2 separate regions of the Homo sapiens genome follow, and region 2 is linked to region 1. A link is a contact called in ENCODE Hi-C data. All regions are on one chromosome and are shown on one strand. Each heading gives the region's core, a stretch centred on a gene start or an enhancer-like site at or near the end of the contact. The rest is flanking DNA. Distances are from core to core; before and after follow the strand shown.

Region 1 (5,493 bases), core at 1,614-4,113:
CACACAGTATGTATTCTCTTTTGTCTGGCTTCCTTCACTCAGCACAATGGTGTTGAGTTACTCCATACTGTTGCGTGTATTAACATTTTGTTCCTTTTTATTCACTTTGGTTTAGGACTCTCAACTCTCACTGTTTTCATCCTAGCTCCAGCTTGCACTTACTTTTTCAAAAAATATTTTATCCAGACTGTTAAACTGTTTTTGGTAAGACAGCCAGACAGAGCATCTAGTTTTCCATACCATCCTTCCAGAAACAGAAATTTCATCTTAATGTTCTGTTTAAACAATGTCTTCCAAGACCTCTTCAGAGGCATTGTTGAGGGAATAAATGAGTCATGAGTAATAGACCTAGTCCAGAATCCATATATCCTTGAGAATTTTATTTCTTTTGCTACAATGTGTTTCTGGCATCTCAGCTTCATCTAGGTAGCATAAGGAATAGGGCTTTCCTTAGAGATCTACACGGGAGTTGAATTTGAGGCAGGGTTTAACTTCCTCCCAAATCTCCATCAGCCCTTTATTCCTTGATGTGGACAACTGGTACTTTTTCAACCTTATATAAAATACAGGCAAATGCAGTTTCATGCATCCGTGTCTCTTTTCCCTTCCAATCTGTTTACACCTAATAATTTCCTCCCATACTGACATTCTAAACTACATTGTACTTTGTCAAAACTCATATAGCATACAACATCAAGAGTGAACCCTAATGTAAACTATGGACTTTGGGTGATAGTGATGTGTCAGTGCAGGTTCACTGATTGGAACAAATGTCCACTCTGGTGTGGGATGTGGATAGTGGCAGGAGGCTGTGTGTGTGCAGGGTCAGGGGTCTATGGGAACTCTGCACTTTCTGCTCAATTTTGCTGTGAACCAAAAACTGCTCTTCACTTCAGTTGCTGCTTCTTCCCTCACACTCGCTCTTCAGCCCTGGAGTTTGATTTTTATTTTTCTCACTTACAGTAACCAACTTATCACAGTTTGCCCAGAATTTTTTTGGTTTTAGCACTGCAAGTCCCACATCCTGGAAACCCCCTCAGTCCCAAGCAATGGAGGACATCTGATCACCTTAGCCACCACCTCACAGAAGCTATCATGGCAAAGAACATCATGTCCTCTCTGTCATTCAATCCAACGGACACTTTTAAACATCTTATTTTATCTCTCTGAATGTTTCCACTGTTCACCATTCCTTCCTGGCTCCTATGACTTCACTTTATCCTGAATCCCAGTGATTCCTTCCCAGAGGCTCCTCTTTTACTTTTCTCCCTTTATGTGTTTGCCTAAGGTTCAGTCCTCGGGCTGCATCACTTCTTACTAGTTCTCACAGTTTCCTGGGGTGATCTCATTCGCTCCGTGACTTTACCTTCCCTCTCTAGGACCACAATTCAGCCTTCTTTCTCTCATGAGCTCCAGACACCCCCAGTCAACTCTTCTGGATGCCTCGAATCAAGATTTGCTGTGCAGACTGGGGGCCCGATGAGCAGTCCCTCATTGCAGACTGCAAACAAAGCTCCTTTACATCAGGGTGCAAGGTAACTCTGGCAGATACACAAATATGAATGACACATGTTCCCTGGCCTTAAGGTATTACATTTACAATAGAGTACGAAAGACTGGTTGTTTTTCAACTCCCACTAATTCAAGATGAAAAGTACCATAAGTGAGGTCCCAGGAGGGTGACAGAGAGTTCAGAGGAGGAAAACTTTACATTTATCTAGGAAAATCAAGAGTGGTCCAAAGAGTTGAGTATTTAAGCTGGGACATGAGATTGAATGAGACATGCAATGATGCCAGGAAGGATATTCCCAATGACAGGATTTATGTGTGTGAATGCACTGAAGCAAGCCAGCTTGGAAACTGGTGTAGCAGGCTGCCTGGGTTACACACGTATCCATGCCAGTGTACACACCCTCACAAATCAAGGTGGTAAATTAGAGATTTCCCACACTCCTATGTATTCCCATTAAGGATGATCACCTAGACAGCTTATAAATCTTTTTCAGTTGGCTTCATGATCTTTACAACCAGCACAGTTCATTTAGCAAGCAAACTCCAGCCTGGAGGAAGCAAATATCTCATGGGTCTGAAGGCTCAGGCCCAGGATTCTCTCATTTGCCCCTTTTCTCTGAGACCAACAGGCTTGCAACATTAGGAACAAACAATTTGGTAGAAGCAGCTGAGATGGCAACATTACCACAAAGATATGGGGCCATGCTTTGGTGGAAAGAGAACTGGATAGGGAGGCAGAATACCTGGATTCAAGCCTCAGCTCTGGTTTCTATAACATGTGTAAGCTCTGTGGTTTGCTTAACTTGAGACTGTTTCTTTCTGTCTTGTATGGGAAAATGCTCACTGTTTTATGGGTTTGTTCTGAGGATCAAATGAGATAAATGTGAAAGGCTTTTGCAAAACAAAAACCATTATATATCATAAAATATCTGTTGCTGTTTTTTTTCCTTTTTAATAACACACTTCTCTATAGAGACTATGACCATTCAAAAGGCATTTACCTCCAGCAAGGAAAGGGAAAATGCAGACATATATAACTATGTAACTGATCAGAGATTCAGCCAAGCCCAAACAAGTGCAGTAATGTCTGCCTGTGATTCTAATACCAGCAGTAGAATCTCCCACTGGGAGAAAAATTTAGATGTTGTGTGCACTTTTCTTTCCAGATCCTGGACAGCACACCTAGCAACCAAGAAAATGAGAGTTATAGCTGTTTCTTACATAATAAAGAGTTCTCAAGTTTAATTTTAAAAAAAATTCTCATTGTCTTCCTCTCTACCCAACTCATGACATCATTTGTAGCTGAAAGTTCCACATGGGTGAGTCATCCCACACTCCAACCCTCAATTTCACTGACATTTCCTCCACACTACTCCAGCCACCCACTGCATGGTCATTTCCTGCCCTTTGCCATCACCAGAAAATGGGCCACTTCTAACCTCTAGATTCCAAGGACTCATTTTCATTGTCATTTTAGCTCACTTTCTCTGGCACCCCACTAGTACAATTCTAGGACTTCTATAAGATCTCTAACCCACTGACTCCTCCATTATTTTCCTCTGTCTGCATACATTGTTATTATATATTATAATATATTACTATTATATATATTATAACTTCTATAACTTTGCAGCTTAGATTCAGAGGGCATCATTACCCCCACTCACATGCAAATATCCCTAACACCCCTTCCCCACTCTTTTCAAGGTTTTCTTCTTAGCCCTGAAAGAACCTCTGCATCTGCATCTGACATTTAGCTGGGATGCCTCAGGACAGCTGTACCAGTGCTTACTGCTGGCATCTGCTCTGAATGATTTTCAAAGGTGGATTTACTGTGAATCTGATGAAGCCTAAGTTTCAGGGCCTCCATATGCAAAACACCTTTCAAAGATCCTAGCCATATGTTTATAAGGCCGTATCAGTTTTGTTTTGTTTTAAAAACAAAAAGTCATTGAGAAGACACTTGAAAATTTCTTTTTTTAAAGGCCCTCTCCCCAAAATGTTTAAGCAAAACCAGGTCCACCCCTGCCAGGTGTTGACTATTTTAAATATCGCCCTTGATTATCACCCACGAAGTGGACATGGCTGTCTAATAGATGCAGCATACCCACACACACTGGCATAATCTGCTCTCTGCCCAGGTCTCATCTGCTTTTCTGCCAGGTTCCTCCTCACTCTCCAGCCACATTGGTCTCCCTCTGACCATCATCACTAAAGCAAATGCCCTCCCACCCCACCCTTGCCGGCCCCTCGTCTGCTTCCTTCCTAACATGACAAAATGTCATTCTTTGATTTTTCCATTGACTTTTTGTCAGTATCCTCCATACAACTGCATTCTCCACAAGTACAGGGGTAGGGTCTGAACACCCACTGTGTGTCTCCAGGACCTACCACATACATACTTTGAATTAATTACAAATGACACAGACTGCCTGGGTTGTTAGTGAGATTGTTTCCTTCCTACCACTGAAGGGAAAGTCCGTGGAGGCATTTATGCCGCTTTCAGGCTGCTCTGAATTCCTTCTGTGGCTAAGGAGGGGGTGGTCTCCCAAGCACAGAGCAGGCTGGATTTCCAGATTCCTACAGAGCCCTAAATGCTTCCAAAGCCTCTTCAGGAAAGCATTGCCCGATGCTCTGGGAAAGCCACAATGCTGCTTTGCTGTCAGCAGGAGAGAGGCCTCCCATTCCAGTCCCTGGATGCCTCTTCCTTTGCCTGCAGCTTCTTTCAGCTCCTTCCATTAGTTAAGTCTCTCTGGTCCCTGAACAATTGTCCTCTGTATTAGGGGATAGCCCAGGGAAAGAGACACCCGCAGGATGACAACCACAGGGTGTACTACTTTATTAAGTTGGAGACTATTCAACACAGCATGCAAAATTATATACACGTTCATGCATATGCATGTGCATTTTAATTATGTAGAATTTATTTTCTGAATGCCTGGAGCTGAAAATATGGTAACCTTAATCAAGAGTTCCCTGAGGGAGGTGATGTTGACAGCTTGCTGGGATGTGAGGAATTCCAGGTGTATTTGTGAGGAAGTTGTTCTGTAAGAGCAGCTGCTTCTTATTCCCACAAGCAATTACTGTCAATAAACATCTCCCAAACCCATTTATGAATGGAGCACTGTGTTGGCACTGGGTCACCTGACCTTATCTGCCCACTCTAATTTCCATGTGCATAATGTACATTTTTCAGAACTTTCATATGCATTCGCTCATTCAATTCAAAGAATAACGATGACACGAGGAAAAGGGGGTATTAGGCCCCTTTTACAGAAAAGAAAACTGAGACCCTTTAGAACCAACAAGCAATACAAGGTAGCATCTGATATATGCCAAAGCCAATGCCTGTAATGTGTGTTCCAGGTTGAAACCTACAAATTAACGAAGTGTTGTAGGAAGGCAGCACAGTATAGAGGGAAAGGCCAGGCCTAGGGTTCCAAACATCTCTATCTGGTCCCAGCTATTTCCCAAACTGGCTTGTGTTCCCTGTCTACTAAATGAAGCCATGAAGCTAATCAGCGGTTCTTCACCTGGGTTGCACATTGGCATCATCAGGGAAACTTTTAAAATTCCCATACCCAAACCACACCATAGACCTATTAAATACAGTCCCTGAAGCTAACAGACTTGAATTTCCGCATTTTTTTTTAATGCTCCCTGGCTATTCCAAAATGTAGTTAAAGTTGAGAAACTTGGCTCTGAACTAAATGATCCCTTGGGTTTTTAAACACACTGTAAACTTCTATCAGAAGACAACTTGCAGCCTCTGACCAAAATAGATGTTCATTAATTAAGTTGCCTTCAAATAAACCCATTTAATATTGTTTAACCAAGTCTTTCTCAGCCATATATGACCACAAAAGCCTTTCCTCATGTGATAATTGTTAATACTTTACTAATATCCCAGAATATTAATGTATTCTGGAAAATACTCCATATAGGGTTTACCTTGAGAAGTCCCTTTGAAGAGTTTGATTC
Region 2 (5,493 bases), core at 1,228-3,727, 610 kb before region 1:
CTACCTGAATTAAGTTCTGTGTGGCTTGGGACGCCTCACGATCATGGCAGAAGGTGAAAGGCACATCTCACATGGTGGCAGACAAAAGAAGAGAGCTCATTTTCTTTTGTGATACTCATTGTATCACAATGAGTAGATTAGGTTAGGTTCAGCTAGAAGAGTAAATTAACAGAGGCTCATATTTCTTTCATATATAAGTCCACAGCTAGGCAGTTCATGGGCATTACAGCATCTCAGCTGCACAGTCTTCAGAGATACAGCCTCCTCCAACCCTACACATTTACCCTGTACTCTCCCTCCCATGACAAACACACACACACACACATACATACACATATATACATACACCCCAATCAGGATTTGGGGAATCCCAGGAATCAGCATTTTAACAGGTATTGCAGGAAATTCTAAAACATGTAGTTTTTAACCCACTCTGAGAAATTCTAATGTAGGAGAATTAGGAAAAGGATGATAAAGTGACTCTCGCAGAATTGGTAATGAGAGGAAATAAAATGACTTCCAAGATTTAAACTATGCAATCAATGAATAATTGTTAAGAGCAAAGGTATGTAAAGTTACCTTAAAGAAACTCAGACCACTCACATTTAACAAAAACCTAACTTTTAAATATTTTATCATCTAAAGACACTATAAATGTGAAAGTGGATGGTGCAGAGTGAATCCACAGCCACAGTGGATTATTAAGGTACTATTAAGCTGTGGCTACCTATATCAAAGGCTGTATGTGAGATGATTTTCAACTTGGGGAGCTGGGCAAAAATAAATTTTGGCTTCCACAGTCTCATCTCCATTTCCTTCTGAAAGGAAAAAGAAAAGAAAAACGAAAATCCTGGGACAATGTATCATAAAGCCAGGTAAGAAACAGTTAACATTATTTTGTAACATCAATCATTTTACTTTTCCTTAACATAAGTGGAAAATTGAGTAGATTGTTCCTGTTTACCAAGTATGTTTTTGAAAATTCCTACCCACTGGTCCTGGTAGAAAATAGATGTGCTTCTGCCCAAATTAAGGAAAACTCCACAGACCTACACTACCACTCCCTGAACATTTTTCTTTATCTCTTCTTTTTACTGCATCCTATCCTCTTAAACTGCTATTTAATTTCCAAGTGAATTCTTCCACAGCTTCAAATCACTCAAGCAATCTCCCACTTTACTAAGGGATTCTTAGCATCAGATAGTTTCAGACTGGTGACAGGGTATTTATTAAAAGCATGAAGTCTGTGCTTTGCCAAGGAGACCTAAGACTGAGTAAGTCTCTTCAACTCTCGGAATGTAGTTTTTGTCATTTGAAAATTGACTTCTGTTGAAGATTTATTTTCTAAGATCCTAGTGAAATTTTAAGTGTATAATCACGATCCAAACATAACCAACATTCTTATACAGTGGTAGAGTTTAAGGGAAGCAATTTGACAAGTTGTACACAACCTTTCCCAAGCCCCACATTGTATGTACTTAAGAAAGACTACCTATAATCCATTTTATTACCCAACTGGGGGGTTCTGAATGATCCATTTTACTGCACAATTAGGGGGTTCTGAACCTAGATTTTAGCACTTCAGAGAATCATGGCACCTGCTGAGAGAGAGGATAGGCAGCAGAGAGAGAAACTGCGACACATATCCATCAGGTTGCTTTGCCTTCTAAGCTAACTGCTGAAGATCCTGTAGGGCCAGGCAGAAAAACCGTATTTTCTTGTCTTTTCAAATTTCAAATTCCCTTAAACCAAAGGCTGGACTCCAAATAATTTCGTTTGGAACTAAAGAGCTCATCCCCTCTGAGCACGAAAACAGGACTCTGTGACTCCGCCTCGCCGTAGACCGCAGGAGGGAGAAACAGCGCCAGGGAAACCCGAGCCTGTCCCATCGAGGCGGTCCCAGGCCAGCCCAGCCCACCCCAGCCCGCGCCAGCTACTGGAGCCCCAGGACGCAGCCGAGCGGCCCTCGCCGACTCCTTCCCGAGCCTGGCTGTGGCGTCACGTGACCCGCGGCGCGGCCAATCCGCGCAGCCCTCTATGCTATTCAAATCGGCGGCGGGGCCAACGGTTGTGCCGAGACTCGCCACTGCCGCGGCCGCTGGGCCTGAGTGTCGCCTTCGCCGCCATGGACGCCACCGGGCGCTGACAGACCTATGGAGAGTCAGGGTGTGCCTCCCGGGCCTTATCGGGCCACCAAGCTGGTAAGACAGCTCGGATAGACGGGACCGGTCAGCGGGCTGACGGCAGTCACCACTGTTCGCAGTTTTACCTCGACCGTTCGCAGTTTTACCTCGGTCGGAGGGATGAGTCCCAGGATCCCTAGGTTCAGTGAAAAGGCTGGCGAGGAGAAGTAGCGGGTATGCAACCCTTGCCAGACTCACCGCTCCCTCTATTTTGAGGGTCTGGGCCTCAGGTCCGAAAGGAAGCGCCGCGCGTAGGCCGCACCAGACTCGCTATGAGGAGCGACTCCTGTGCCTGGTGTGGCCGGCGTCCCGTGGGGGCGTCTTAGAATATTCCGATTTGGCCGCTCACCTCGCCTGATTTTCTACCCGCCTCAGAATTAGGGAACAATTGGGAATGAGGTCCAAAGCTTTGTAGGGTTAGGTGGGGGGCAAGCCCGAATGTGGCAATTTTGTTTATTGAACCCATAGAATTTAACGCAGGATGTATCGGCCGAATAGCACTAGGATAACAGCTGCCTGTTTCAAAACGGTATTTCTGAGTACCCATCAGTAACCACTGCTGGTGGTCCCTGAATTGCACGTACAGCACTCCTAACGCGTTTTGTGCAGTTGGGTCTTCGGTTCTATAGGATACTGTGGTGCTGGTTATGTGACGTTAGGTGAGTCCCCTACCTTCTGTGAGCCTGTTTCCACATTGGTAAAGGTTACTAATACATGCTTGCCTTAAGGGGTTTCCCAGGAGGATGCTGTTTTTTAAAGTGTGTTGTGATCTGCAGAATAACAAGCATTTTCCTCTTAGGAATGCCCTTCAGACGAGCATGTATTATTAGCCCTACTTTATCAGGTGCACACTGAGGCTCACAGACGTTAAATGCCCTCTAGAGTCACATCAACAGCAAGTGGCAGAGCTAGAATTCAGATCTTCCTGGTATGGCGATCTTACATGGATTCTGCTACTTAGTAAGTTATTGGCTATATTTACCAATATGAAGGATAGAATTTAGGACAGGAAGGAACCTCAATCAGTAGTCCTGCCACATTATTTAAAACCCATTAGATGAAAGTAGTATAAGCACGCTGAAAAAGAAAACATGCACTGAATGCTTACTAGTACTTCACATATATTACATCATTTTATCATTCCAATAAGCCCATTCGTTAGGTCCTTTTGTCCCTGTTTTGTGGTTAAGGAGATTGAGGCATAGAGATTGAAGATAGGCCCAAAAAGTCATAAACAATAGTGGCAGAGCTAGAGCTGGGAAACCAGCCCTACTAGTCTAACTCCAGAGCCTGTTCTTAAAGCCACTACCCTGTACTGCATCTCAGGAAAGCCGTTCTGTAATCTCCCTTAGTACAGAGTCCCTTTCTGTCATTTTTATTACTGTGTCCTCAGGCCAGTACAGAGTGAGCAGCTCAATATCAGTTTCTAGAGTCAATCACACCTGGGTTTGAATGCCTAGGTTCATCACTTAGCTGTGTGACCTTGGTCATTTTATTAATCTCTCTGCTTTATTTTCCTTATGTGAAAAATGAGAAATTAATAGTACCTATTCATAGAATTGGGGTAATTAAAGTGAAATAATGAATGTGAAGCACAGTGCTACCAACATTAATATTAATTGAGGTAAAAAACAGGGATGAATGTTTTCTCTATTGATTGTAGTTCTTCCTTATTTCCAGATTTCTTAAATAAGCTCAGGATCTTAAATAAGGATCTTAGATCAGCCAATGAAGTTCTTCTAATAAAAAAGCTATTACATAAAAATATTACTACAGCACTAGAATTAATAAAAAGAAAGCAGTGTAAGATATAATTTTTTTTTTTTTGAGACTGAGTTTTGCTCTTGTTGCCAAGGCTAGAGTGCAATGGTGCAATCTCAGCTCACCGCAACCTCCGCCTCCCAGGTTCAAGTGATTCTCCTGACTCAGCCTCCTGAGTAGCTGGGATTATAGGCATGCACCACTATGCCCAGCTAATTTTGTATTTTTAGTAGAGACGGAGTTTCTCCATATTGGTCAGGCTGGTCTCGAACTCCCGACCTCCGGTGATCCACCCGCATCGGCCTCCCAAAGTGCTGGGATTACAGGCATGAGCCACCGTGCCCGGCCAGATATAAAATTTTATATGGCACAAATAAGATGAATGATTCTTCAAGAATTTTTATGATATAATCAGATGTGAATTAAAGAATTTTCTTTACCTAATGTACTTCAAATCAATATGAGATTTAATTTTTCTTCAATTTTTTAAAAATATTTTCCTTCTTTTTACAGTGGAATGAAGTTACCACATCTTTTCGAGCAGGAATGCCTCTAAGAAAACACAGACAACACTTTAAAAAATATGGCAATTGTTTCACAGCAGGAGAAGCAGTGGATTGGCTTTATGACCTATTAAGAAATAATAGCAATTTTGGTCCTGAAGTTACAAGGCAACAGACTATCCAACTGTTGAGGAAATTTCTTAAGAATCATGTAATTGAAGATATCAAAGGGAGGTGGGGATCAGAAAATGTTGATGATAACAACCAGCTCTTCAGGTAATGAACAGATATGTAACTGTAAAACTGAATTACTGTAAAGTTTTATCTCTACTTATATTATACTTTTACTATAACAGCAGCTTCTTCAAAGAAGTTTTATTTCTTTGGAAAACTATTAATGCTGTTAGTTCAACTAAAATCATTTAGAAAAATTGTAATGTGAAAGTTAATTGCTACAAAATTTAAAGTTTTTAAGTGTTAGCATATATAATAAAGTAGGGAATTGGAAGGGAAATACTGATGTATTATCACTTCCGCATATTCTGAACACTTTATAACATTTTAAGGACATATTACTGACCTTTAGTTGCATAGTTTCTAGATTATAAGTTCACAGATCCTTCCCTTCAAACATATAATTTAATTTAAGAATACATGTAATAGGATAATAGCAAATCTTACATAATAAATAACAGACAAATAACAGGACCAGGTAAAGTGGCTCATGCCTGTAATCCCAGCACTTTGGGAGGCTGAGGTGGGCGGATCAACTTGAAGCTAGGAGTTTGAGACCAGCCTGGCTAACATGGTGAAACCCCGTCTCTACTAAAAATACAAAAAATGAGTTGGGTGTAGTAGCACACACCTGAGACTGAGGCACGAGAACTGCTTGAGCCTGGGAGGTGGAGGTTGCAGTGAGCTGAGATTGCACCACTGCACTCCAGCTTGGGCGACAGAGCAAGACTATCTCAAAAAATAACAATGATAACAGAAGAAATATACCACAGGTTAAAGAGAATATTTATTAAGCAGTTAAGATATAACAG

What was found. Hi-C counts contacts between places; a loop is a spot of excess contacts on that map.
Region 2: a map of endothelial cell of umbilical vein shows a loop between it and region 1 (2.3-fold over the local background). The contact joins the promoter of DEPDC1-AS1 here to the enhancer-like site in region 1. A Hi-C loop is called at or near these places in 1 of 168 maps with a recorded cell type or tissue (endothelial cell of umbilical vein).

The regions. Positions count from the first base shown.
Region 1 is chr1:67,887,466-67,892,958 of GRCh38, reverse strand. The region is part of intron 1 of GNG12-AS1 (GNG12, DIRAS3 and WLS antisense RNA 1); the gene reads right to left. Among named protein-coding and RNA genes, the nearest start is that of GNG12, 57 kb to the right of the region's middle. Within about 2 kb of position 2,863, at least 3 of the 41 ENCODE cell types and tissues checked have a DNase peak (open chromatin) inside an H3K27ac peak, as active enhancers do; they include endothelial cell of umbilical vein, where a contact is called at or near this core.
Region 2 is chr1:68,493,660-68,499,152 of GRCh38, reverse strand. It overlaps DEPDC1-AS1 (DEPDC1 antisense RNA 1), which reads right to left and starts at 2,477. Exons shown (of 3, transcript NR_110671.1): 1 at 2,382-2,477. DEPDC1 (DEP domain containing 1) reads left to right here and starts at 2,071. Exons shown (of 12, transcript NM_001114120.3): 1 at 2,071-2,201; 2 at 4,458-4,723. The coding sequence starts at 2,154. RefSeq lists enhancers at 2,171-2,230, 2,341-2,390.